Linked DNA regions of Homo sapiens: all the other regions are linked to region 1. The links are chromatin contacts, found by Hi-C or POLR2A ChIA-PET in ENCODE. All regions are on one chromosome and are shown on one strand. Each heading gives the region's core, a stretch centred on a gene start or an enhancer-like site at or near the end of the contact. The rest is flanking DNA. Distances are from core to core; before and after follow the strand shown. Region 1 holds the start of LINC01258 (long intergenic non-protein coding RNA 1258). Region 2 overlaps LOC105374413 (a long non-coding RNA gene). Region 3 overlaps LINC02513 (long intergenic non-protein coding RNA 2513). Region 4 has its middle 53 kb from the start of TLR10.

Evidence for each region. Hi-C counts contacts between places; a loop is a spot of excess contacts on that map. ChIA-PET counts read pairs that join two places held with the same protein, here RNA polymerase II (POLR2A). Pooled maps may share reads with other maps.
Region 2: a pooled map shows a loop between it and region 1 (4-fold over the local background). The contact joins the enhancer-like site here to the promoter of LINC01258 in region 1. A Hi-C loop is called at or near these places in 3 of 37 single-sample maps with no recorded cell type and 3 of 50 pooled maps. POLR2A ChIA-PET finds 5 or more read pairs at or near these places in 1 of 52 experiments (activated CD4-positive, alpha-beta T cell).
Region 3: a map of K562 shows a loop between it and region 1 (1.9-fold over the local background). The contact joins the enhancer-like site here to the promoter of LINC01258 in region 1. A Hi-C loop is called at or near these places in 1 of 168 maps with a recorded cell type or tissue (K562). POLR2A ChIA-PET finds 5 or more read pairs at or near these places in 3 of 52 experiments (T-cell, activated B cell and activated naive CD4-positive, alpha-beta T cell).
Region 4: a pooled map shows a loop between it and region 1 (6-fold over the local background). The contact joins the enhancer-like site here to the promoter of LINC01258 in region 1. A Hi-C loop is called at or near these places in 2 of 168 maps with a recorded cell type or tissue (K562 and mammary epithelial cell), 6 of 37 single-sample maps with no recorded cell type and 9 of 50 pooled maps. POLR2A ChIA-PET finds 5 or more read pairs at or near these places in 3 of 52 experiments (GM12878, HEK293 and activated naive CD4-positive, alpha-beta T cell).

Annotation. Positions count from the first base shown.
Region 1 is chr4:38,521,551-38,527,153 of GRCh38, reverse strand. It overlaps LINC01258 (long intergenic non-protein coding RNA 1258), which reads left to right and starts at 3,974. Exons shown (of 8, transcript NR_110951.1): 1 at 3,974-4,051. RefSeq lists an enhancer at 2,751-2,800.
Region 2 is chr4:38,750,897-38,756,532 of GRCh38, reverse strand. LOC105374413 (a long non-coding RNA gene) reads right to left here. Exons shown (of 6, transcript XR_925231.2): 6 at 3,482-5,101. Among named protein-coding and RNA genes, the nearest start is that of TLR10, 29 kb to the left of the region's middle. Within about 2 kb of position 3,417, at least 25 of the 41 ENCODE cell types and tissues checked have a DNase peak (open chromatin) inside an H3K27ac peak, as active enhancers do.
Region 3 is chr4:38,382,506-38,388,852 of GRCh38, reverse strand. LINC02513 (long intergenic non-protein coding RNA 2513) reads right to left here. Exons shown (of 2, transcript NR_149123.1): 2 at 3,094-3,476. Among named protein-coding and RNA genes, the nearest start is that of LINC02513, 19 kb to the right of the region's middle. RefSeq lists an enhancer at 3,071-3,365. Within about 2 kb of position 1,257, at least 9 of the 41 ENCODE cell types and tissues checked have a DNase peak (open chromatin) inside an H3K27ac peak, as active enhancers do.
Region 4 is chr4:38,726,987-38,733,370 of GRCh38, reverse strand. No RefSeq gene overlaps it. Among named protein-coding and RNA genes, the nearest start is that of TLR10, 53 kb to the left of the region's middle. RefSeq lists an enhancer at 2,156-2,525. Within about 2 kb of position 2,195, at least 4 of the 41 ENCODE cell types and tissues checked have a DNase peak (open chromatin) inside an H3K27ac peak, as active enhancers do; they include GM12878, where a contact is called at or near this core.

The DNA of each region.
Region 1 (5,603 bases), core at 2,725-5,224:
TGTCACCCACGCTGCAGTGCAGTGGCATGATCTTGGCTCACTGCAAGCTCCGCCTCCCGGGCTCACGCCATTCTCCTGCCTCAGCCTCCCAAGTAGCTGGGACTACAGGTGCCCACCACCATGCCTGGCTAATTTTTTTGTATTTTTTTTAGAAGAGATGCGGTTTCACCGTGTTAGCCAGGATGGTCTCGATCTCCTGACCTCGTGATCTGCCCACCTCGGCCTCCCAAAGTGCTGGGATTACAGGTGTGAGCCACTGTGCCCGGCCTCCTGAACCCATTCTTTCTTGTACATGCTGTTATCTTTGTCTGTGTGTCCTACTGAACACTCTCCCTTCACTTTCCACACTTCCTTGATTTCCCTACCTAATCCCTCTCATCCTTCAAGAGGTTAAATTCCACCCTACCCAGAGCTCTCTGGAGCGGCACCCTCCACCCCACGTTCTGCAAGATCAAGCATGGAGACACCTGTGTGCTCCCACATCACGTGCTTGCTTCTGCCCTGGCTCTCATTACACTGTATTGTCATTGTCTATTTCCTTGTTTGTTTCCCTCAGGAGTCCCAGGGTTCTTTGCGGGCCTGGACTCTGCCTCTTCAACATCTAACACAGTCACTGGGACATAATAGGTGTCCAATTCATGTTTGTAGAATGAATGAAGCAAGGAAGGAGTGAATGAAGGCCTCGTTTTCACCAGTTGTCTTTTAGAAAGCCTCCTGGAGGAATAGGGAAGGTCAAGTGGTAGAAGCTGCCTGACTGGTGGGAGAAAGGCTGTCTCTGCCCTCAGCTGGCCATTCTGCATGGCCTAAGCCCAGCTGGCCCAGTTCACAGTGCCCTGTGGGCAGTAGCACCAGAAGGCATCAGGGAGCTCCTTGTATTTTATTGACCTCCTGTGCATTTGCTGGGATGTCCTCACCATGTCTTGGTGGGATTGGCAGTAGGAAGTAGGGGAGGGGAGTAATTCTCCTCACTTGATGTACCTTCTGCCAGGCTGACAGGATTCTTCCTGCAGATAGAATATGATAGAGACATGATCACCAGGCTTGGCCAGGACAGTGACGTACATGGTGAAGTCACGTATCCAGTGAATGTTCATTGAGTGCCTGCTTTGAGCTGGACATTCAGCTGGTGCTAACTGGTTATAGAGTAGCCAGCACAATACCTGGCCTCAAGGAGCTAATAGTCTGTTCAGAGAGCCGGACCGTGAACGGAATATTATAGTGAAATTATAATTAGGTAACCCTTTTTCCCCCCTCAAGGTCTAAACAGCTAAAGAAGCCCAAATCCCTGCTTTTATGAAAATAGAAACATCAAGCTGAGATCAGGAATTTTAAAATTAACCAAGTCCTTTTATTTACATGATCCTTAGACCTCATGAGTCAAGTATAATTGTCTTCCTTTCAGATAAGAAAACTGAGGCTTAGAGACATTAAGCAATTTGCTTAAAGTCACCTAATTTTCAGGGGTGTCTTGGGACCAGTACCATTCAGATTATTCTCCTAAACCTACTCCTGTATTTTCCATTTTCCAGAAGGCTTGGTGCTTAGGAAGCCAATTCTGAGGCTTTTTAAGGTCCTGAGTTGCCTTTGAAATGATCAAAGAGACAGTTAGACTCAATATGGTTAAGTTATAAATGCGTTTTCTGAGTTTTGATTCTTTGCAAATTAGCCATCCATGGAGGGCACGTGACATAACGGGAGCAGGTCTTGGCACAAAGGCAGGAACTGCAGCAGGGAGGTGGGTGGGCAGGGAGCGAGGGAGATGAGATGCGGGGCTCCTCTGAGCATGGGGAGTGACCTGAGGCTCTGCTCGGGCTGCAGAGGCCAGGCTGGGGAAGGAGGCCCGGTGGCCTGAGGCATAGTGGTCAAAGGACAGTGCATACTCAGGCAAAGTTAAGACCAGCATCGGCACCAATTGGCATTAGTGAGTGTAATTCAGCCATTGGGAACCAGCCAGGATACTAATCTGTGGCCCCAAGCTCAGCAGCCAGTGCAGCCAGGTGAGCTGTACAGCCCAGTGGGAGGAGAAGCTCACCCTCCTTCAGAGGAGATAGGCACCAAGGCGGGGAGAGACCATCCTAGAAGGAGGAAGAGAGATTGGGACATGGCTCCGGATTATTGAGCAGGCTGTGATGTGGGGGATGAGGACACAAGAAAAGAACCAACATTCACTGATCACCTACTCTGTGCCAAATGATTTTACATGCATCATCTCCAGTTCTTTCAACAGTCCTGTGAGGGGGTATTAGTGTCCCCACTTTACAGGTAAGGTCACAATTTGCCAGCGGTCACAGAGTAATCAGAGGCCATAGCAGAGGCAGAATCTGAGCACAAACCTTCCTGACTCTTTGCCCCCAACACAGGGTGGGCAGGAGTTCCCCAAGGGGCTCCAGGACTCCCAGGATGCACACAGTCCAACTCTGGTTGACTTTGTGCCTAAACTCTTCTTTTTTTTTTTTGAGACAGAGTTGACCTGTCACCCAGGCTGGAGTGCAGTGGCACGATCTTGGCTTACTGCAACCACCGCCTCCTGGAGTCAAGCGATTCTCCTGCCTCAGCCTTTTGAGTAGCTGGGATTACAGGCACCCGCCACCACGCCCAGCTAATTTTTGAATTTTTAGTAAGGTGAGGTATCACCATGTTGGCCAGGCTGGTCTTGAACTCCTGACCTCAAGTGATCTGCCAGCCTTGGCCTCCCAAAGTGCTGGAATTATAAGTGTAAGCCAGTGCGCCTGGCCTGTGCCTGAATTCTGAAGTCCCACCTACCATGGTGTATCCCAGGCCACTGATCTATTGCCCCACCTAGAAAAGGAGACAAGTCTGGACCCAGCCAAGCGGGTGAAACTGACAGAGGAGCTGGCGCAGGGAAAGGAAGAAGGGCTGTAGAGAGTATGTGGCAACTTGCAATTAGGTAGAAGAGTCAGTTACTCAGAATACCACATGCCGCAACCATGCCGAAATGAGTTTACTGTAATTCCAGATAAAAACAAAACTGTCGGAGCAGAGACTTAGAGACTCGAGGCAGGGTTGGCTTATTTTTTTTTCTATGGTTTCGATATAATTCAGCACTTTCACTTTGTGAAGATAGACCTGACCTTTATGTGGTCTGGAGAATGCTGACTCAACATCAGGGTAACCAATGGTGCACTCATGACCCGAAACAAGACTGGTGGTTGTCAGGGTTCTTAAAGCTCCACACTTGGGCTCTCCACGATCTCGGAAAACCGTGCCTTTATCAGAAATGACAGCCCTTGTTCAAACAGAGATCTGGATAGGTGCGCATTAATTTCAAACATTTTTTTAAAAAGATATTTTCCTGACTTTGTAAGAGGTAGAGTAGGATGCTGATTTAGCGTAGGTCTTTTTCCCATTTCCTACAGTAGTACAGATGGTGACTGAAGGGCAGATGAAAAAAGAAAAGGGGAAGGAAGGGAGGAGAAAAGAGGAAGAGGGTATGGGGGAAGAGGGATGGCCGGCAAAGGAGGCCCACTTTTACTTCCTTGGAAATATTTCGTTCATTTTGAAAACTCAAACTCAAGTTTCTCCTGGAAAAGAAAAAGGCTTGGGATCTCCCAATTGCCTATTGGTATGATTTTTATCTAGCTCCACTTTTTGATTCTTTAGGAATCAAACCGTGAACTTAATTTTTCCTCCTATTTGAAAAGCATAGGCAAAAGTCCTGCCCTCTTTTCCAAAACAAAATGCAGCATCCACCCCCGACCCCCACCACACCTCAAAGCCCCAAAGTGACATTTTCAACAGACTTATCATAAATCAAATCTGCTGTGCACACCAGTAAATAGTGCCAGTAAGCCAGGTGAACCAAATCAGATTTTTCAGCCTTGACTTCCAGTGGTGAGAACAAGGATGTGCTGACCTAGGAAAAATGACAAGTCATGGGCGCCCTGCACCGGCCCTTTCAGAAGACGTAGAACACTGCAGGGGGTGGAGTCTGGAATAAGGAGAATCTGGAATCAGTGATGACCTAGTTGTCTTGAGGGCCAGGCTGAGGAGAAGCCTGATGGGTTACGCTTCAGAATTTCATGTGCTCATGGTAGGTCCTCTGCATTTTCCCTGTCAGAGTGGATGTTGAACTCTGGTGAGGATGAAAGGGAAGGTCCCAGAAATGACCTATGCTCTTGCTGGGGAGATCCAACATCTGGCTCAAGCCTTAAGCAACAGCCCCCTTGTCCCAGTCTTGATTTTGGACTCTCCATGAAGGCAACCTATCACAGACAGCCTAGAGAAAGCATACCACAGCTCATAAAATGTTGCTAGCATTCTGCCTATTGTAAAATTATCTGTAGGAGCCAACCTGTGTTCTGGAAAGTTATGGGTATAAGACGACGTGTTATAGGTGATTTTGATTTTCTTAATTTGTTTAACAAGCTTGAATTTGAACCCCAACCATTGGATCAAAAATGTCACATTTCTGGCCAGATGTGTTGGCTCACTCCTATAATCCCAACATTTTGAAAGGCCAAGGTGGGAAGATTGCTAGAGGCCAGGAGTTCAAGACCAGCTTGGGCAACATAACAAGTCCCCGTCTCTATAAAAAAAAAAAAAAAGTCACATTTCTCAATTAACTGTGGGTCTGAGCCTTTGCTTTTAAGGGTTGAAAAATCTTATCACAATTACATTTTAGGGAAACCATTCTCTTTCATAAGGTTATAATAACACGCTCCTTGGGACTTATGTGGTGCTTAAAAAATGAGAGAGGAGGCCCTTTTTTTTTTTTTTTTTGAGACAGAATCTCGCCTGTCGCCCAGGCTGGAGTGCAGTGGTGCAATATCAGCTCACTGCAAGCTCCGCCTCCCAGATTCATGCCATTCTCCTGCCTCAGCCTCCCAAGTAGCTGGTACTACAGGTTCCTGCCACCACTCCTGGCTAATTTTTTGTATTTTTAGTAGAGATGGGGTTTCACCGTGTTAGCCAGGATGGTCTCAATCTCCTGACCTCGTGATCTGCCCACCTCAGCCTCCCAAAGTGCTGGGATTACAGGCGTGAGCCACCGTGTCCGGCTGGCCCCTTCTCCATCACTTGTGGTCATTATCCTTCTTGGTGCCTTTGGGACACCGAAATCCAGGGGATCTCCTTTCCTGGTGGCCTGATTTACTATCTGCAAGCTTTGTCACAGACATTCTTCCAGGGTTTGAGGCTGCAGCTTGCAGAATGTAACCATGATAACACCCCAATGTCTGGGAAGCCCTGTGTAAGTGGGGCAAGGATTTCAAAGAAACTCCAAGCCTCCACCCCGCTTCATAACACTGAGAAATCAGCTTACATGGTTTAGGTCTTTGCCCCTTCCAACTCAAAGCACCAGCTCCTATATCCTTCTGCTCTGGTGCAAATGAGTTGAACCCCTCCTCTTTGGCCCCTTTATTAGCGTGCAAAGACTGCCGTAACAAAATGCCACGAACCAGGTGGCTTAAACAACAGAAATTTATCATCTCCCAGTTCTGGTGTCTGGAAGACCAGATCAAAATGTTGTCAGAGTCCTTCTGCAGGTTGTGAAGGAAAGATTTGTTCTAGGCCTCTCCCTTTGGCCTTGTAGATGCCCATCTTCTCTCTGTGTCTTCCCTCTGTGCATAGCTCTTTTTTATAAG
Region 2 (5,636 bases), core at 2,168-4,667, 230 kb before region 1:
AGACTTCAGGTCTGGTTTAAGTCTGTTGTCTATATTTCACATTCAAAGACAGCAGCTACTCAGGGCATGCTCATCTCATGATAAATGGAAGAGGCCAAGGAAAACCACACAAGCACATGTAAAATCTCAGGTTGGGGCTGGGCGCGGTGGCTCACACCTGTAATCCCAGCACGTTGGGAGGCTGAGGTGGGTGGATCGCTTGAAGTCAGGAGTTCAAAACCAGCCTGGCCAACATGATGAAACCCCATCTCTACTAAAAATACAAAAATTAGCCAGGCGTAGTGGTGCATGCCTGTAATCTCAGCTACTCAGGAGGCTGAGGCATGATAATCGCTTGAACCTGGGAGGTGGACATTGAAGTGAGTGGAGATCGCACCACTGCCCTCTAGCCTGCCCAACAGAGTGAGACTGTCTCAAAAAAAAAAAAAAATCGGGTTGGGCATCATGCATGTTGTCCTACATTCTGTTGGCCAAAGCAAGTCACCCAGTGAGACTCAAACTCAATTGTGTGGAGATGCATGCTGCCCACCCTACAGGCAGGTGATGCAAAGTCACTATGTAAAGGCCATAGCTGTGTGGTGATACTGTGCAGAGACAGTACAAAACTGGGACCATAGCCTACCCTGGTGAACCGGAAAATAATAAAACATTAACAAAATTAATGTTAACATAGTGACATTTATCGGTCTTTTCCTTTATGGTTTGTGTTTTCCCATCTTGTTTAAGAAATGCTTCTCTGACCCAGGGTCACCAGGAAGATATTCAGCTCTGTTTTGTTTTTCACACTGAAATCTTTAGTCCAGGGTATGACTGAAGCTAGGATCTAATTTTGAGTTTTTGCTAATGGCTGATTAATTGCCCCAGTATTATTATTTTTGAATAATTCACCCTATTTCCACTGACCTGTAATATCACTTTTGCCAACTATCAAGTTTCTATAAATGCAGGAAAGTCTTCCTGGACATGCTATTTCCATTTCATTGTTTTGTTTGTCAGTCTCTGTGCTGATCCCATGCTTCTCAAATATTTACTATTTAGCCTTCATTTAAAATCAAACTTGTCAAATTCCACAACGTACACTAAAAATACCGATCGATATTTTGTTTTGAACTACTTTGAATTAAAGAGTAATATGAGAGGAAGAAAAGTGTTCAAGGTTATAAATTTTTCATAAAGAACATAGTTCTCCATTTATTTCAGTCTCTTTAATTACATTTGATAAAATTTTATAATTTTCTTTTTAAAGATCATGCACCTCATTTGTTAGATTTATTCCTAGGTACCTTATTTTTATGCTATTACAAGTTATATAAAAGTGATCTTTTACAAATTATATATTTTCGCTATTTGTTGCAGTGTTTAGAATACTACCAATTTTTGCATATTGATCTCAAAGCCATAGCAGAATATCATACTACCTTATCATAATAGCAGACATTCATATAACTTACTATGTGTCAGGCACTGTTCTAGGCATTTTACATGGATGACATGCATTCAATCTCACAATGACCCAGTGAGGGAGATCTTATTATTATAATTATTTATAGTGAGGAAACTGAAGTCCAAAGAAGTGCAGAGAACTTAAGTAGATTCCATCATAAGTGGTGAAGCCAGGATTCAAACTCATTCTCCAGCATCCAGGGCTATACTCGTGGTACTGCATTTACTTCTTACTCTTGGTAAGCCCTGTTATTAATTCCGATAATATGCCTGTCTATTCTCAGGTTTTCCATGCAAACAACGATAATAAATACCTTAAAATCAGCTAGCAAACACACAAATGGTTAATGCCATAGTAAAGTGTGTAGGATGTGTGTGTGTGTGTGTGCAGAGTGTGTATGTATGGGGTGTGTATGTGTGAGGTATGTGGAGTGTGTGTGTGTGTAGAGAGTGTGTGGAGGGTGTATGTATGGGGTGTGGGAGGGTGTATGCATGTATTGTGTGTATGTGTGTGTGATTTGTATGTGTGAATGTGTTTTTGTGTGTAGTGTGTGTGTGGATGTTGTTTGGGAGTGTGTGTGTGGATGTGAATGTTTAGGTTCTGTGTGTGTGTGTTTGCGGAGTGTGTGGAGTGTGTAACATGGTGTGTGTATATGTTTGGGGTGTGTGTGTAGATATGTGTGTGTGAGTGTGTGTGTTATGGAGTGTGTGTATATGTATGTTTGGGTGTGTGTGGGGTGTGTGTATAGTGTGTGGGAGGTGTGAGTGCATATTGAGTGTGTGTATATGTGTATGTTTCGGGAGGTTTGTGTGTGGAGTGTGTGTGTAGAGTGTGTGTGTATGGGGTGTGTGTGTGTGGAGTGTGTGTGTATGAAGCGTGTGTGGGGAGTGTGTGTGTAGAATGTGTGTGTGGAGTATGTATGTTTGGGGTGTGTGTAGTGTGTGTGCATGTATGTGTATGGGTGTGTGTGTATATTTATATTTGGGAGTCTGTGTCTGTGGAGTGCATGTGTGTAGAGTATGTGTATAGGTGTGTGTGGAGTGTGTGTATGTTTGGGGGTGTGTGTAGGTGTGTGGAGAGTGTGTTTTGGGGTATGTGTATAAAGTGTGTGTATAGTGTGTGTATAGAGCGTGGTTGTTCCGTGGTATAGAATGTGTGTGAGTATGTATGTTTGGCTCGTGTGTGTAGTGTGCGTGCGGGTGTGTCTATGTTTGTGTGTGTGTAGAGTGTGGTTGTTTGCGATGTGTGTGGTGTGTGTGTAGAGTATGTATGTTTTGGGTTTGTGTATGTGGAGTGTATGTGTGGATTGTGTGCCTGTGTGTATGGGGTGTGTGTGGCGTGTGTGTAGAGTGTATGTTGGGATGTGTGTGTGGAGCGTGTGTGTGCACGTGTGTGTATGTTTGTGTGTGTGTGTAGTATGTGTGTAGTTTGTGTGTGTGTATTTTTGGATGTGTGTGTATGGGTGTGTGTGTAATGTGTGTGTAGTTTGCGCATGTGTGTGTTTATTTGGGTGTGTGTGTGTGGAGTGTGTGTGCATGTTTGGGTGTGTGTCTATTGTGTGCATGTGTATGTATATTGGGGTGTGTGTGTGTGGAGTGTGTGTGTACGTGTATGTTTGGGTGTGTGTGGAGTGTGTGTGCGCGTGTGTGTGTATGTTTGGGGTATGTGTGTGTAGCGTGTCTGTGTGTGTGTTTGGATGGGGAACGTTATAAAGAGCACCATTCTCAAAGCGCAGGGAATTCGCGAGCCCTGGGGATCGCTGGTCTACTTCCTAAGCAGCAAGGAATGTTATGCATTTCAGCGCTTGCTAAGTCAGTGCGTCCTCAGAGAGGGCTTGCAGGCTCCAGGGAGGCCTGCATAAGGAGTGAGGCCTGGGCCAAGCCCAACAGAAAGTGTCAAATAACAGGCCTGCCCCTTCCCCACCCTCCACCCCCAGATTTGGGCTGAATCAAAGGGCCATTCAAGCCCCTCCCTTTCACAGGCCGAGGCCATCAGCGGGCCATCCCCTGAGGCTGAAACGCAGCAATCCCACGGGCTTCTGCTCCAAACAGGCTTGTATTTGAAACCACAATATACTTGGCTCTAGTTTTACACACATTACTTTCCTGGTGCTAAAAAAAAAAAAAAAAAAAAAGGAATTACAAGAATGAAAGGGAGAGTTCTTGGGAGATAGGGAATTCTTTTTCCAGTCTAGTGAATGCGGTTAATAAGTGGAAAAATAAAACTACTCTCCGTGAAGGGTCTTTGGAAGGGTTACCAGGACACGACAATTAAAAACAAATTAAAAGGCTGTATCATTCACTCAGCCTCAGTCGCCTCCCACAGTCCTGAGGGAAATGAATCTGCTTCAGTGCATTGGAGGGGTAACCGCTCTTCCTGAATGGTGTCGGGTAGGAGGAGGGATACCTGTGTATGTTCCTCTGTGGCGTCCCAAATGCTCCTTCATGAATTGAGGAATTGACTGGACAGTCATTCCCCTAGACCTCACTACAAATTAGACTTTTGTTCACCTGTTTCAAACGAATGTTTTTTAGTGCTTTGCATAGTGTGAAAAACAATAACAAACCCCAGGGTTTGGGTCATCTTGGATGAGTCACTTGAATCTCTGTGGCTCTCAGTTTCCTCTCTGTAAAATGAAAGTGTAAACTAGATCAGTGGTTTTCAAACAGTACTCTCCTGAGTCCTCCCTGAAGCTAGAACAACTAGGAGGAAGAGAAATGGAAGAATTAACTGAGCAATTTAGCCCGTTTGCGTCTGTCGTCTTTGACTTCAGACCATTTTCAATACAATCTGGTTGAGCAGTTAATTCTAACAAACCTGGTTCTGGGATTTGCTAATCTCTCAACAATTCCAGGTGACTCCCAAAGCAGGAGCCACAGTCTCTGCACGGGCTTGACCCATATTGTCATGTTTTGGAAGGTGTGGAAGATTCCTGCCAACATCATAGCATCATGTTATTCTCAAGGAGACTAAGGAAGACTTAAAACAACCCATGTGGGTGCAGAAGGTGGCCCCGTGGCCTGTGTTGAAGTGGGATCTCACAGATCCACATTGTATTTTCACAAATACATGTGAGATTTTCCACGAGATTCTGCAAGAATTTCCCTGTGAGTCCTTTCTTGAGTTCCAAAGTTGGGTAATGATGAAACAGAAGAGTTCCCTGACCCCTCTCACAGGACGTGAAACAAGGGTGTGGCTTGTCTGTTAGATTGCTGACACCACTCAAACCCCTTACAGGATGGAAAGCATGCAGATGGGCAGGTGCAGGAGTCCAAGTGGGCACGTGTTACAATGTGCTCTTTTAGCCGTCTGCGAATGGCTTGAGTGTTAGCGAGCAAGGGCAGAGGGCCAGTGTGACAGCTTTATGTATCCCAAGCTCTTGTCCAGCATCCTGGAAGAACTGGGTCACACATGCACTTGAAGGATAAATGTGGGGGTCTTACTGAATGGCGGAGGTGGCTCTCAGCAGGATGGATGGAGAACCTGAAGGGAGGACGGAGTAGGAAGATGGGCTTCTCCTGGAGTTTGGCCTTCCGGCAGCTGAACCGCCCCGGGCTAAACTCTTAGTGTTGAGACATTCCTCCTCTTCTCTCTTTCTGCCGCAGCATTTTGACATTCCTCTGCTTGTCTCCTTGTCTGCCCATCTGCTTCTGGAACCTGGGGGTTTGGGGTTTATATGGGTACAGGATAGGGGGGCATGGCGGGCCAAAAGGCAAATTTTGCATTCAAAAACAGAAATGCCTGTTTCCATTTAGGGCCGAGGGTCTCTGGACTTCAGGGTGGGGCCTTTGCCAGGGAACCACCCTCTTCTACCCAGTATTTCCCTGTCTCCTATCCATATCAATGAGGCTTTTCCTGTTTTCTAAAATGCTTCAGTTATTCACTAGTCTAGAAGTTAAAATCATTAGAGTTGTTGCTTGTTAACCTACTCTATGGATCCTCTCTCTTGTCTTGAGATCAGAAACCATGGCTTTTCACTATGAATCCCCAGACCTGGCAAAGTCCTTGCCCTACAGAGGTGACTGTTTTCCAAAAATAGAAACAGCAGTATTTCCAGTTTCACATGTTTTTCCACAAACTTTCCATTTCCCATCATGAGGCAGAATCTATTCGTCTTCTCCAGAGACTCAGGATTGGGGAAGGGCTGACTCCGTGACTGTCTTGATAATTGGAATGCTACAGATTGCTTGAC
Region 3 (6,347 bases), core at 8-2,507, 140 kb after region 1:
AGTGTTGATAGTGATGTAACAAAAAGGCACACAATATAAGTGAATGCAGAAAATCTGGTAAAACCTTTATGAACGGCATTTTATCTATAGGTCCGTAAAGCCTATAAAATGTGCATTCCCTTTAATCCAGCAATTCACAGCAATTTTAGGAATTTATCCTAAGGAAATAATCAGATAAAGATGCATCTACAAACATGTTCACACTATTACTGTTTACCATGGTTAAAAATGGAAAATAACAAATATTTGACAATAGGGAATGGCTAGATAAACCTTGGAACATCCATGCAATGATAAGTAGATGAATAATTGTTATAGAAAAATGGCCATAGCACATTGGTAAGTAAAATAATCAGTTACAAAACTATTTCTGGAGCGTTACTCCAAATTTTTGTAAAACAATAAAAAAGAGGAAAAATTGAAGGAATATATGTTGAAATATTGATTTTAGTTATTTCTGGATGGTAGGATTACAGATGCTATTTTCCCCCATTGTTATTATTTTTCCTGTATTTTCTAACTTTTTAAAATAATGAACTTTGTAAAGATAAGATTGTCCTTGGCTGTAAGTAACAAAAATTCAAACAATAGTGGTTCAGCAGCTCAACAATGCCAAGACCAATGTCTGAAATGTTTATGGCTTTTCCTTCATGGCCTTCATGTGGTCATTGTACCCACCAGTTATCACACATTCATTCAAAGAGAGAGGAAAGGAACAGGAAGGACTGTCTCAGGAAAACACAAACGAGAACGCCATCACAGATTTAACATTAACTGGCCAGATTTGTGTCACATGGCCATCCCCAGCTGGAAAGTGGAAGGAGGGATGGGGATGTGTGTGTTAGGAATTGGGGCTGAGTCAGCCACTTTGCAATGTCTGCTATAAAGAGGTATTGCTGGGAGGCTGAGGCAGGAGAATCACTTGAACCCGGGAGGTGGAGGTTGCAGTGAGCCGAGATCGTGCCACTGCACTCCAACTTGGGTGACAGAGTGAGACTTTGTCAAAAAAAAGAAAAAAAAAGGTATTGCTTTGATAATTTTAAAAATTAGAGTTATTAAAATGTTAAAACAAGTTATTTCTTTTTTTCTTTGACTACTTGAATGCTCTCCGTCCTCCAGCCACCCTTCCACCCACTTAGGCTGCAACAGCCAGCAATTTCACATTCACTGAGCCAAGAGAGTGAGGAAGAATGAAGAAACCTGAGAGGAGTCTGCACCCTTTTAGGTGGTAGGAGTGGAGAGAGGGCAGTGTGCCAAAGGACTGGAAATCAGCTTGCTTATTCAGTCAACTTCATCTAGATCTCTCTGGTCTGAGGTTCTGGCAGTGAAAGCTTATCAGCAGAGGGTTTTGCAACTTCAGTACTTCTGGCCCTGCTGTTATTTTTTAGTCTGTGCAGAACTGGCCCTGGTATTTCATTTGGCTGCTTTGGTTTCAGCAGGCCTTCCAAATAAATAATACACCCATGAGACCTACTGAGGGAATGGACTAGATTGTCTGGGTTCAGTTCTTGGCTGTGCAGGTACCTGTTATGGTCCTTGGACCAGTTACTTAAGCTCTCTGTGTTTCTGCTTCCTCAAATGTAAGATGGGAATAATAAATAATACTATATATTTCATAGGGTTGTTATAAAAGATTGGATGAGTCGGTATTTGCCAAGTGCTTAGAATATGCCTATCACATAGTAAGCATTATACAAGTATTTGTTTAAAAAATAAATAAATATGAGAAAGGCAGAAACAGCCATAAGCTCTCTGGGTCCCATTTGTTTGAGGTTACAACTTACTTGGCATAAAGCTGAGGCATCTAAAGCTACAAAGTGGGTCAAATTTTCTTTTGTTCCATGCTGGCTGAACCACGTGGTCCCAGAAGTAGGAAGGAAAGAGAAGGCTTAGGAAGCTAAGAGCCATGAAACACCTGCTGAGTGGCAGGACTTCCTCATGGCTTTCTGTGTAGCAACTCAGTTAAGTCTAATCAGGCAGGTGCTATCACTGCCCTCATTTTACAGATGGGGAAACTGAGGCTCAGAGAGGTGAAGTAACTTGGCCACAGTCACATGCTATGAGTGGTGAAGCTGAGGTTGAACCCCAGCAATGTGTGACTTTCAAGTGTGGATATTCCACATTAAGAATGATATTTACATGGGAGACTTCACTTTACGTGGTTTTAAAAGGTTAAAGTGTACATCAATCTCTAGTTTAAAGATACTGAGGGCGCTTTTATTTAACATGTCCTAGTAGCAAATTTTCCTGTAAAATGTTTAACTTCTCTCTGTTTAGTTTGGCAAGTTTGAATTTTTACATGTTGTGTTTTCTTACAGTATAGTGCATCTCTATTGTTCAAAAAAATAAATTTCAGGCCTGGAACTTAGTTAAATTCTGAGGTTTTGTGGGTTGTCCTTTAAAAAAATTTTTTTTACTTCTTTTCTTCCTTTCTTTCTTTGTTCCTGCCTGCCTCCCTGCCTTACTTTTTCCTTCCTTCCTTCTTTCCTTTCTTTTCTTCTTCCTATTCCTCCTCCTCCCCTCCCTCCCTTCCTTTCTCTCCCTCCCTCCCTCCCTTCTTTCCTTCCTTCCTTGCTTCCTTCCTTCCTTCCTTCCTTCTTTCCTTCCTTGCTTAAGTCAGGAATACATGATCTAAAGATCTCTCTGTGTCCTTCTAAAATAGCTGAAGCTCAAAGCCAGTAATTACTAGCAAAAAAATGACCATTTTTGTTGCCAATTCTGAGCACATTATCTTGAAGCTCAAAGCCTGGCCTAAAACAACTGAAATTATAAATAATTAACATCATGAATATCTCACAGGTCCAAATTCCTCCACGAGTAACCGCAGAATTCCTTTCTGTTCTCTGATCTGTCAATGCTACCTTTGCAAATGCCAGTTCCAAAGACATAGAAGCAAATATTGCTCAATGTTTTTATTAATGACTATGATCATGTTCAAGCAAATTGTGCATGTTCAAGGCACATTCCCTGTTCTCTCTCTTTAAGAAAAAAAATCACTAAGCCCCACCCTACCCCACCCTTAGCTTTGAAAGGTCTGAAGTCAGTGGTGCCTGAGATAGAGCCAAGATAAAACGAATTGAAAACAAAATGAGCTTTTTTTTTTTTTTTGAAACTTTTGTTTCCAGCTTATAGACACTCCCACCTCAAGTTGCAGAATCCTAGGGATCTGACCCAGTGTCACCTTCAGCCCCAATGGGGCCTTTAGGCCTGTCCTATGTAGGCTGAGGCCCCTCCCAGGTCAGTCCCTACCCCCATTGGAGGCGAATTAACTCTTTCAGGGGAAGACTTGTGCTGGCTTCCAACAACCCAATCTTCCTACTCTGGAGGCTAATCTTTTCCCCTTTTATGCTTTTGCCTTCATAATAGTCCTCATTCTTCTTCCAGAGGGTTAGAGGGTGAAAATAGCCAAGAAGCAGTTGCAAGAAGGCTCTGAAGTTCACATCTTGTGGGTAGGGCCGGCAGTAGGCAGGAGAGACCTGGGAGAGAGATTAGGTGAAACATTAGCCACAACCTTTTGGATTCAGTCCAGTGTCTTTCAATTATTTCTTGATGTGCTTTGGGTACTGGGCTTATTTGGCATGAGACAGGCATCCATTAGAAGATTTCACAATGATTTGCCATGTTACAGTTCTAAACATGCGAACTCATCACCAAAGAAAATTTATGTTTTTACCGCCTTTTCCTCCCACCTCTCCCTGGGGAGCTGCAGGAAAAAGCAATCCAAACGAATTAATCAAAATGACTAGGTTATGCTCTAAAAATAATAAACGTTGCCGTAGTCTGGATCTTTTTCAAGTTTGAGCTTATTTTGTGAGCTTGAATATCGATACGTCAAAGCGCATGTGCATGTATATATTTTTATTAGAGGGATGTGGACTATTGCATGAGGACAGGTAAGTTATTAAGATACACAAATGCAATTGCTCTCATAATACTAGACTGCATTTCAACTAAGTTAATTAAGCTACTTGGCCAATGAAGAGGCAAAGGGTAGGTGCCTTAATGATTCCTTAACTTGTCTCATAAGCCAGCCTTGCAAATTAGGATAGGCTACAGAACTTGAGCTCTGAAAACAAAGCAGGACAGAAACTGAGGTGCAGACTTAGAACAATAACAAAAAGGAAAAATGTCTCCTTGAGCTTCCCTTACCTACTGCATAAGACATTGCTAGACAAAAGCAAAAGGACTGGAAAAAGTTGAAAATTTATTCAAAAAAGTTAGTAAATAATAACAGAAAACAAGCAAACAAGAAACTGTTATTATCTTCATATTTTCAAAATATCTTCTAAGAGATCAGCTCCAAAAGAAAGTTTTAATATAAAAAGAAACCTGTAGCTGAATCCCGAGTTTTCAAGGCCTTCTTGTATTGTGAGAAGGCAATTAGATCAACATTAGGGCGAGGCCGAGAGGGAAAAATCTGTATTGGGAAAAAGGAAAGTGGTGATGATCAGGGTAGAGTCTCTTCTTATTTTAAATGATGCAGTTATCTGATTTTTAATTGACCTTTTTCCCTAATGTATACCCCAAATATCCTCAAGCAAGATGTTTAAAAATCCAGATCCAAACCATCCACAGCCCTTGATGATAATTTATCCATGTTAGGCAGGGTGACGAGGCCCCTGTGATTGTCAGAAAAAATTAGGAGCAAGGATTCCCCAGCTTTATTGTGCATGTCCTTTGTCTCTGGATCTGATCCCTGATGTTATTGGGCTGAATCACAAGGTTATTTCCCACCTAAGAAATCTCATCTGGCTTGAGAATGCTCCTTAGATAATTTCAGCGTCTTTATTCTCCAGAGAAGGTTGATTTCAGTGTTACTAACCCCATCCTACTTTAGCCAGCCTCCATTAATCATGGCTGGCAGGAGAGACTAGAGGGTCATGGGTAATTGAATTCCAGCCAACCTTCAAACCTAATTCAAGTCAACCCTTTGACCTCTTTGCTGACCAAATCTGCTGCCAGAGCTAGTAAATAAATATTGCTTTTTAATTAGACGAAGCCTTTTTCGAGAGCCTACTATGTGTTAGCTTTGTGAGAGAGGCAACCATTATCTCACTTCATTCATTCATTCTGTCCACACTTCCATTGGAACCCAGACACAAGGAATTAACAGATAGTGGAGAGGAGTATAAAGGTCAACTTGGGGTCAGCCCAGTGGGAAAATATGTGCTTTGCAGACACCCTGACTTCCTATCTTTGAAAGAAGATAGATCTTTAGCATTGACAGAAAGGCTGAAGTCCTTTCTGCACAGGAAAATGAAATGATAAACATTTTCCCTTCTCTCGTGAAGCCATGTAGGATCTTCCGACTCCAAAGACTTCTATTCAAGTCCTCCTGCCACCATATTTGACATGGAATGTCGGGTAGGTGATTTTACCTTTGTAGGCCTCAGGGCCCTCACCTGTGACATGGAACAGGGTGTGCACCACTAACCTGGCAAGGTCATTGTGATACAATGTGTAGGGAAGCTCCTTGTAAACTGCTAGGCTCCAACCACACAGGAGATTGCTGCCAATGGCTCTTGCACACTCTCTGTTAAAGATGCCACCCAGCAATGAGACCAGTCAAAGACAGGGCTGGGGAACAGACACCTAGACAGAGAGTACACACTCATTTTAAATAATGAAATTTTAGCTGGATTTTCTCATGAAATTTGCTTCTTTTGTTTTGCTTGGTCTCTGGGTCACCACCATGCCTAAGTATACACATGATCTGGATTTTTTCTTTTTTCTTCCTTTTTTTTTTTTGGCCAGAATTCTTTTGTGGCATTTAGAAGTCTCCAGAAAACATGAAACTTACTTTTCCCTTTCAGAGGAGGCCACCTTTTCACCTATTTCTCATCCTCAGACAATTAGAAACCAGCTCACCAAGGACTAGCAGTGTTCCACTATCACCAACCCTCAAATTTCATAATAAAGCTAGCACTGAGTTGCTACAATTAATATTCTCAGCAGCAATGCTTTTGGGGGGAAATGATGAGTCAAGGATGTGCAGAGGTTTGCTTAGGAAAAAACCAAATGTGCTTGAATAATTTACTCTGTCATTTTAATTCCAAAATGATATGAGGCCCCTAAGGCTTAGCAAGCAACCGGAGGACCTGAGCAGCCTGGAGAGGCTGTGTTTAAGTGGTAATGTTAATGGAATTATCCGTTGCTGCTGGAGCACTGTCTGCTGTCGAGAGATAATTACCCAGGCAAAGATGAGGTATCATTGAAGATAAACGCTGAAGCAGGGACCTCAATGTTTATTTTCCATGCTAGGGCGTAATCTCCTCCGTTGTTTAACTTCATTAGCATCCCTGCTAACCCCGGGCCACACAATTTCACTTAAAAGAAAGAAATTAAAT
Region 4 (6,384 bases), core at 946-3,445, 210 kb before region 1:
ACTACCACCATCACCACCTCCACTACCACCCCAACAACCATGATCATCACCACCACCACCATCACCACCACCGCCACCACTGCCTCCACCACCATCACCACTACCACCAGTACCACCACCATCACCACTAACACCACAGCCTCCACCACCATCACCACCAACACCACCATCCCACCATTACCACCACCATCATCACCACCACCATCACCATCACCACCACCATCACCATCATCAACACCACTACCACCACCACCACCATCACCTCCCTTTCTGAGCTGTGCCCTGCTGAACTTCCAAATTTCTTGAGAATATCGTCCCCTGGGGAACCCTATGGCTATTTTTACTTCTTCCATGTGTGCCTTCCTCCCCACAACCACCAGTGTTCCACTCAAAGGGGCATAAACATCTATAAGGCATTCTGTATGTATGTGTTTATATAGTCTTTTTTTTTTTTTGACAGAGTCTTGTTCTGTCATTCAGTCTGGAGTGCAGTGGTGCAATCTTGGCTCACTGCAACCTCTGCTTCCCAGGTTCAAGCAATTCTTGTGCCTCAGCCTCCCAAATAGCTGAGACTCCAAGTGCCCGCCACCATATACGGCTAATTTTTTTGTGTTTTTAGTAGAGATGGGGTTTCCCCATGTTGGCCAGGCTGGTCTCAAGCTCCTGATCTCAAGTGATCCGCCTGCGTCAGCCTCCCAAAGTGCTGAGATTACAGATGTGAGCCACCAATCTGGCCTATATAGTCTTAAACATGCTCACAATATATATGTTTATGTATCTTTGTAAGCATATGCCTAATGCCTAAAATGGAATATGGATGTATACATGTTTGCACAAATACACATATGTGTGTATATACATAAGGCATATGCATACACGTGAAGAGACATATATATAATCTTCAAATTTTCAAGAAAACAAATTGTTAAATTGAGGGTACTACCTCAGAAACCAAACTTTATTAAATTTTCCCAAAAGCAGAAATAAAAGGCAGTCTATAGATTATTTTGCTATCAGAGACAACCAACAAGCCCAACAACTTTGGAAGTGCCTGGCTGATATGAAAGTTATTCTTTTTTCTTTTTCTTTTTAATTAAAAATTAATTAATTAATTAATTAATTAATTAATTAGAGACAGTGTTTCACTCTGTTGCCCAAGCTGCAGTGCAGTGGTGCAATCACAGCTCACTGTAGCTGCAAACTCATGGGTTCAAATGATCTTCATACCTCAGCCTCTCAAGTAGCGGGGACCACAGGCATGTGTCAATTTTTAAATTTTTTTGTAGAGGGGGAGTCTTGCTAGGTTGCCTAGGCTGGTCTCAAACTTCTGGCCTCAAGTGATCTCCCACCTTAGCTTCCCAAAGTGCCAGGATTACGGGCATGGCCACTGTGCTTGGCTTACCTTTTTTCTTTGAAGAAGATGTTTTTATTGGAATAGAGTTAGCAGTTTCTTCCCTCCTCTTAGTATCTAGAATAATGAGCCTAGTGCGGTGGCTCATGCCTGTAATCCTGGCTCTGGGATTGTTAGAATTTCTGATGCCCGTGAAAGTGACCCTTAGGGTTGAGAGAGAGGAGAAAAGCTTTCTCTTAGATTTTATTAATAACCAAGAGAATTATGATGATGATATTAATAATAGCAATAATTAATATATAATTAACACATAACACTCCCTATGTGCCAGGCACCATTCTAAGTGTTTTGACATTTGCTTTGTTTGTGCCTCAGTGTTTGAGATGTTATCTCGTTTATGTCTCATAAGTACTCTCTGAGGTAGGCTCTAATATGATCATCCCAACTTTACAGATGAGGAAGGTGAGGCACAGAGAGGTTTAATGACCTGCCAAAAGTTACAGAGCAGTTGCAGAAGCAGGATTCGAACCCCGGCAATCTGGCTCTAGATTGCCACATTACCCTTAGCAGTCCTGCTCTCACGCAAGGCCGCCCTGGAAGGACAGGAAGAAGAACCCTCTGAGCCGCGAGAAGGTGCTCCGAGAACCCTCAAGAGGACCCCGGCCCTGAACTAGAAGCTCCGCGTGCCTGGGCCTCCCTCTCCAGCAGGGGGCGCACACAGCCCGCATTTTCTGGACTCCTCTAACCACAGATACCTCGGCTTATTGAGAACTGGAACTCCTGACCTTTTGTGGGAAAGGCTCTGATCTCAAAACTTTCTCTAGCATTCTTGAAGTATTTACAGTGTACTAATCAAAGGAATGATCCGGTACATGGACATAACCAAGGGAATGATTCAGGACCGTTCTTGGAGGACCTACAATGTGTATCAATAAGCAGAAACCCAGGAAGCCTGTATAGGCCCCAAGCTTATAACAGCGCTGCCTGATTCCAGATGAACCACAAACACTCCAAGCCGGGGTTTTTCTCACCACACCCGAAGACATTCTATTAAAATAGCCCTGTTCGTGGGTGGCCTCCCATGCATGAGTCCTCTCACATGGTCTGCGTGCTGATGGGGCTGTGCTGAACTCACCGCATTGGCCTATGGAACACGTGCTGAGGTGTTTTCTCTCTAGTGACCTTTGTCACATCCTTTGCAAGAAATTAGCTCAGAGGAGCAATCCCTGAAGGCCAAACCTCAACCTGCACCAGAGGCAGACAGGAGACGAGGTTTGGTAGAATTTGTACCTCTCATGGTGGTGGGAGGAGGAGAATGGCTCTGTGAAGCGCTCCTTCCACCCTTTTAATGCTGTGCAATAAAGACTGAGTTAGGGGCTCAGGCCTGTAATCCCAGCATTTTGGGAAGTCAAAGTGGGTGGACTGCTTGAGCCCAGGAGTTCCACACCAGCCTGGGCTACATGGCAAAACCCTGTCACTACAAAAAATACAAAAATTAGCCAAGCACGGTGGCGTGTACCTGTAGTCTCAGCTACTCAGGAGGCTGAGGTGGGAGGATCCCTTGAGTCTGGGAGGTGGAGGCTGCCGTGAGCCGTGATTGTGCCACTGCACTCTAGCCTGGGTAAGATCCTGTCTCAAAATTTAAGAAAAAAAAAAAAAAGACTGAATGAGGGGGCTAACTTTGAATGGGGACCTCTCAGACTCAGAGCAGGAACAAAGTTGATTGCCCTGGGACTTTAAAAGTTTCTTCAAAATCCTATACATTTGTCAGCTGCTCTCAGGAGCCTTAGCAGGCTTCAGGGGTCTCTCATCCCCTCTGCTATGGTCTGAATGTTTGTGTTTCCCTAAAATCCATATGTTGAAATCCTACCCCCTAAGGTGATGGTACTGGGAGCTGGGTCTTTGGGAGGTGATTAGGTCATGAAGGCAGAGGCCTCCTGAATGGGAAGAGTGCCCTCATCAAAGATGCCCAAGAGAGACCTCCCACCCCTTCCACCTTGGGAGGACATGGTGAGAAGGCACCATCTATGAACTAGAGGGCAGAACCTCGCCAGATGCCAGCTCTGCCTGTGCCTTGATTTTGGAGTTCCAGCCTCTGGAACTGTCAGAAATGAATTTCTGTTGTTTATAAGACATCCAGTTGGCCGGGCCTGGTGGCTCACGCCTGTAATCCCAGCACTTTGGGAGGCTGAGGTGGGAGGATCACGAGGTCAGGAGATCGAGACCATCCTGGCTAACACTGTGAAACTCCATCTCTACTAAAAAAAAAAATACAAAAAATTAGCCGGGCGTGGTGGCGGGCACCTGTATTCCCAGCTACTCAGGAGGCTGAGGCAGGAGAATGGTGTGAACCCAGGAGGCGGAGCTTGCAGTGAGCCCGAGATCGCACCACTGCACTCCAGCCTGGGCGACAGAGCGAGACTCCGTCAAAAAAAAAAAAAAAAAAAAAAAAAAAAGACACCCAGTTTATGGTATTTTGTTATAGTAGCCAGAATGGACAAAGATACCTTCCAAAGTGGTGTCCTTTCTGTATATACTTTGGCATAAGACATCTGATTCAAAATTAAATGAGAGGGACCATAAAGGGAAATACTCCGTTGCCAGCTTGCAGGGGAGGGCCGTAAAAGATCGCTTGGGTTCAGACTCTGGTTCTGCCTCCTGGGGGCCGAGCAGCCCCTGGGGAAGCGATTTACTTTTCTCTGTACCATGGTTTTCTCACCTGAAAAATGAAAATAATAAAATCCATGCCATAGGGTTGTTGAGTGCATTCAACGAACCCATGCGTGTGGTCCTAAGTGCAGCACGTGGCCTACACAGGAAGCACTCACTGAATCTTAGCTGTTGTGATTTCACCTATTCATGCAGGCCAGGACTCTGAGGAAAAAAGGAGATCTCTTGCTATTGTCATCTTTATTGATACTGCCACACTTTTTTTCTGCTCTGGGTGGCGCTGGCAAACTTCCTGTCTTCCCCAGGAGAATTTGATACCCCTGCCCCCACCTCTCTCAAAGGCAAACACCCTCCTGCCAGGTAGCAACTGGATGCCATGCAGAAGTATTCTCTCCTGGAATCACGTTCCTGGGTATTTGTCCTCAGGACCAGCCAGCTTGGAGTTGAGGTCAGTTGAAGTTCAAGAGGGCATTTATTCTGAGTTTTACTGTTTATTGATTTGCAGTACTTACAAGCCAAAGTGTTTGTCCTCCTGGCCTTCAGGGCCAAGGCTAAGGCCACAACAATGCAGCCCTTCTTCAGTGGCCCTGTTACCTTCCGGGAGCAGGCAGGGTGTGGCAAGAACTTCTGGGTGGCAAGAGCTCCAGGGTGTCGTGAGAACTCTGGGTGTGGCTGCCCAGGGCAGGCCTTGGAGAAAGCAGTTAAGAAACAAGCAACAAGGCTTGGTACCCCAGATCTGAATGTTGGAGCCACCCGTGGTTCTGGCTCTGTTATGGAGTAGCTATGGGGACTCAAGTTCTCTGCCCCTCACTTTCCCCGGCTGTCCAGCACAATGGCAGCAGCAGTAACAGTAACAGTGTACTTTTACTGAGTACTTACTGTCCACACGTGGGACTTCGTAGCTCTCCCTTAACGGTTAAGACCAGCCACTGCATCTGCGATCTATACCCACTCTTACTAGCTTCGTGACCTTGGAGACACCGCTCCAGCCCTTGTTCCTCAACTTCTTAATCTGTAAGAAGTGGGGCAGTTAAGAGCGCCTTCCTCTTTGAATTGCAAGAGGATTAAATGAGAAAGCCCAGGAATAGTTCCCAGCCCAAGGTAGTAGTATGAGCAATACTATGATAAATTTCACATTCATGATCTCATGTCATTTTCATAGCAACAATGTGAAATAGGTTCTCTACAGGGGAGAGGCTCAGGGCACGCAGAAAGAAGCAAGCAAGGCTGAGATTTGACCCCAGGATTATATGGTTCTGAGTACCACAGTCTGGATCTGAAATCACTGGGCCTTACTGCCTTTCATTTGCCAACGTCACCTGAAGAAACACTTACTGAGCAGCTTACTAGGAGCCAACCCGTTGTGACCATATTGAATTGGTTGAAAGTTCCAATTGAATACAGTTCTTAAGCACTAATGGAGCTTCTTCTGACCAGGCACTGGGCTGGATCCTGGCTCTATTGCAGTGACAATGGGGAGTATGTAGGCCCACAAGAAGATCCCAGGCAAATCTGCAAACAAATAACAGCTCCTGTTAAGATCGAGCACCTTTGTAAGTCTCCATGATTCTCTCTGCTTGCAACTCCATTTGGAAAATTTCTTGAACTTCCTTATCTCCTTTGAGGGCCTTAAATAAAAACATCCACCTTCTTTTGCTTGAGATTCCCATTTCTAGATTGAAGTTTAAAATGAACTGTGGGCTGGGCGCGGTGGCTCACGCCTGTAATCCCAGCACTTTGGGAGGCTGAGGTGGGTAGATCACGAGGTCAGGAGATCGAGATCATCCTGGCTAACATGGTGAAACTCCGTCTCTACTAAAAATACAAAAAATTAGCCGGGCGTGGTGGCCGATTCCTGTAGTCCCAGCTACTCGGGAGGCTGAGGCAGGAGAATGGCGTGAACCTGGGAGGCGGAGCTTGCAGTGAGCTGAGATCGCGCCACTGCACTCCAGCCTGGGAGACAGAGCGAGACTTAGTCTCAAAAAAAAAAAAAAAAAAAAGAACTGTGAAGGCCAGGCATGGTGGCTCACGCCTTTAATCCCAGCACTTTGGAAGGCTGAGGCAGGCAAATCTTATGAGCTCACGAGTTGGAGACCAGCGTGGGTAACATGGCAAGACTCTGTCTCTACAAAAAATGCAAAAATTAGCTGGGTATGGTGGTGTGCACCTGTAGTCCCAGCTGCTCAGAAGGCTGAGGTGGGAGGATGGCTTGAGCCCGGGAGGCAGAGGTTGCAGTGAGTTGAGATTGTGCCACTGAACTCCAGCCTGGGTGATAGAGCCAGATCTTATCTCAAAAAATAAAATAAAATAAAATGAACGATTAAATGAAATGACACAAATAAAGAAACTGGAGAGCTGTGTAT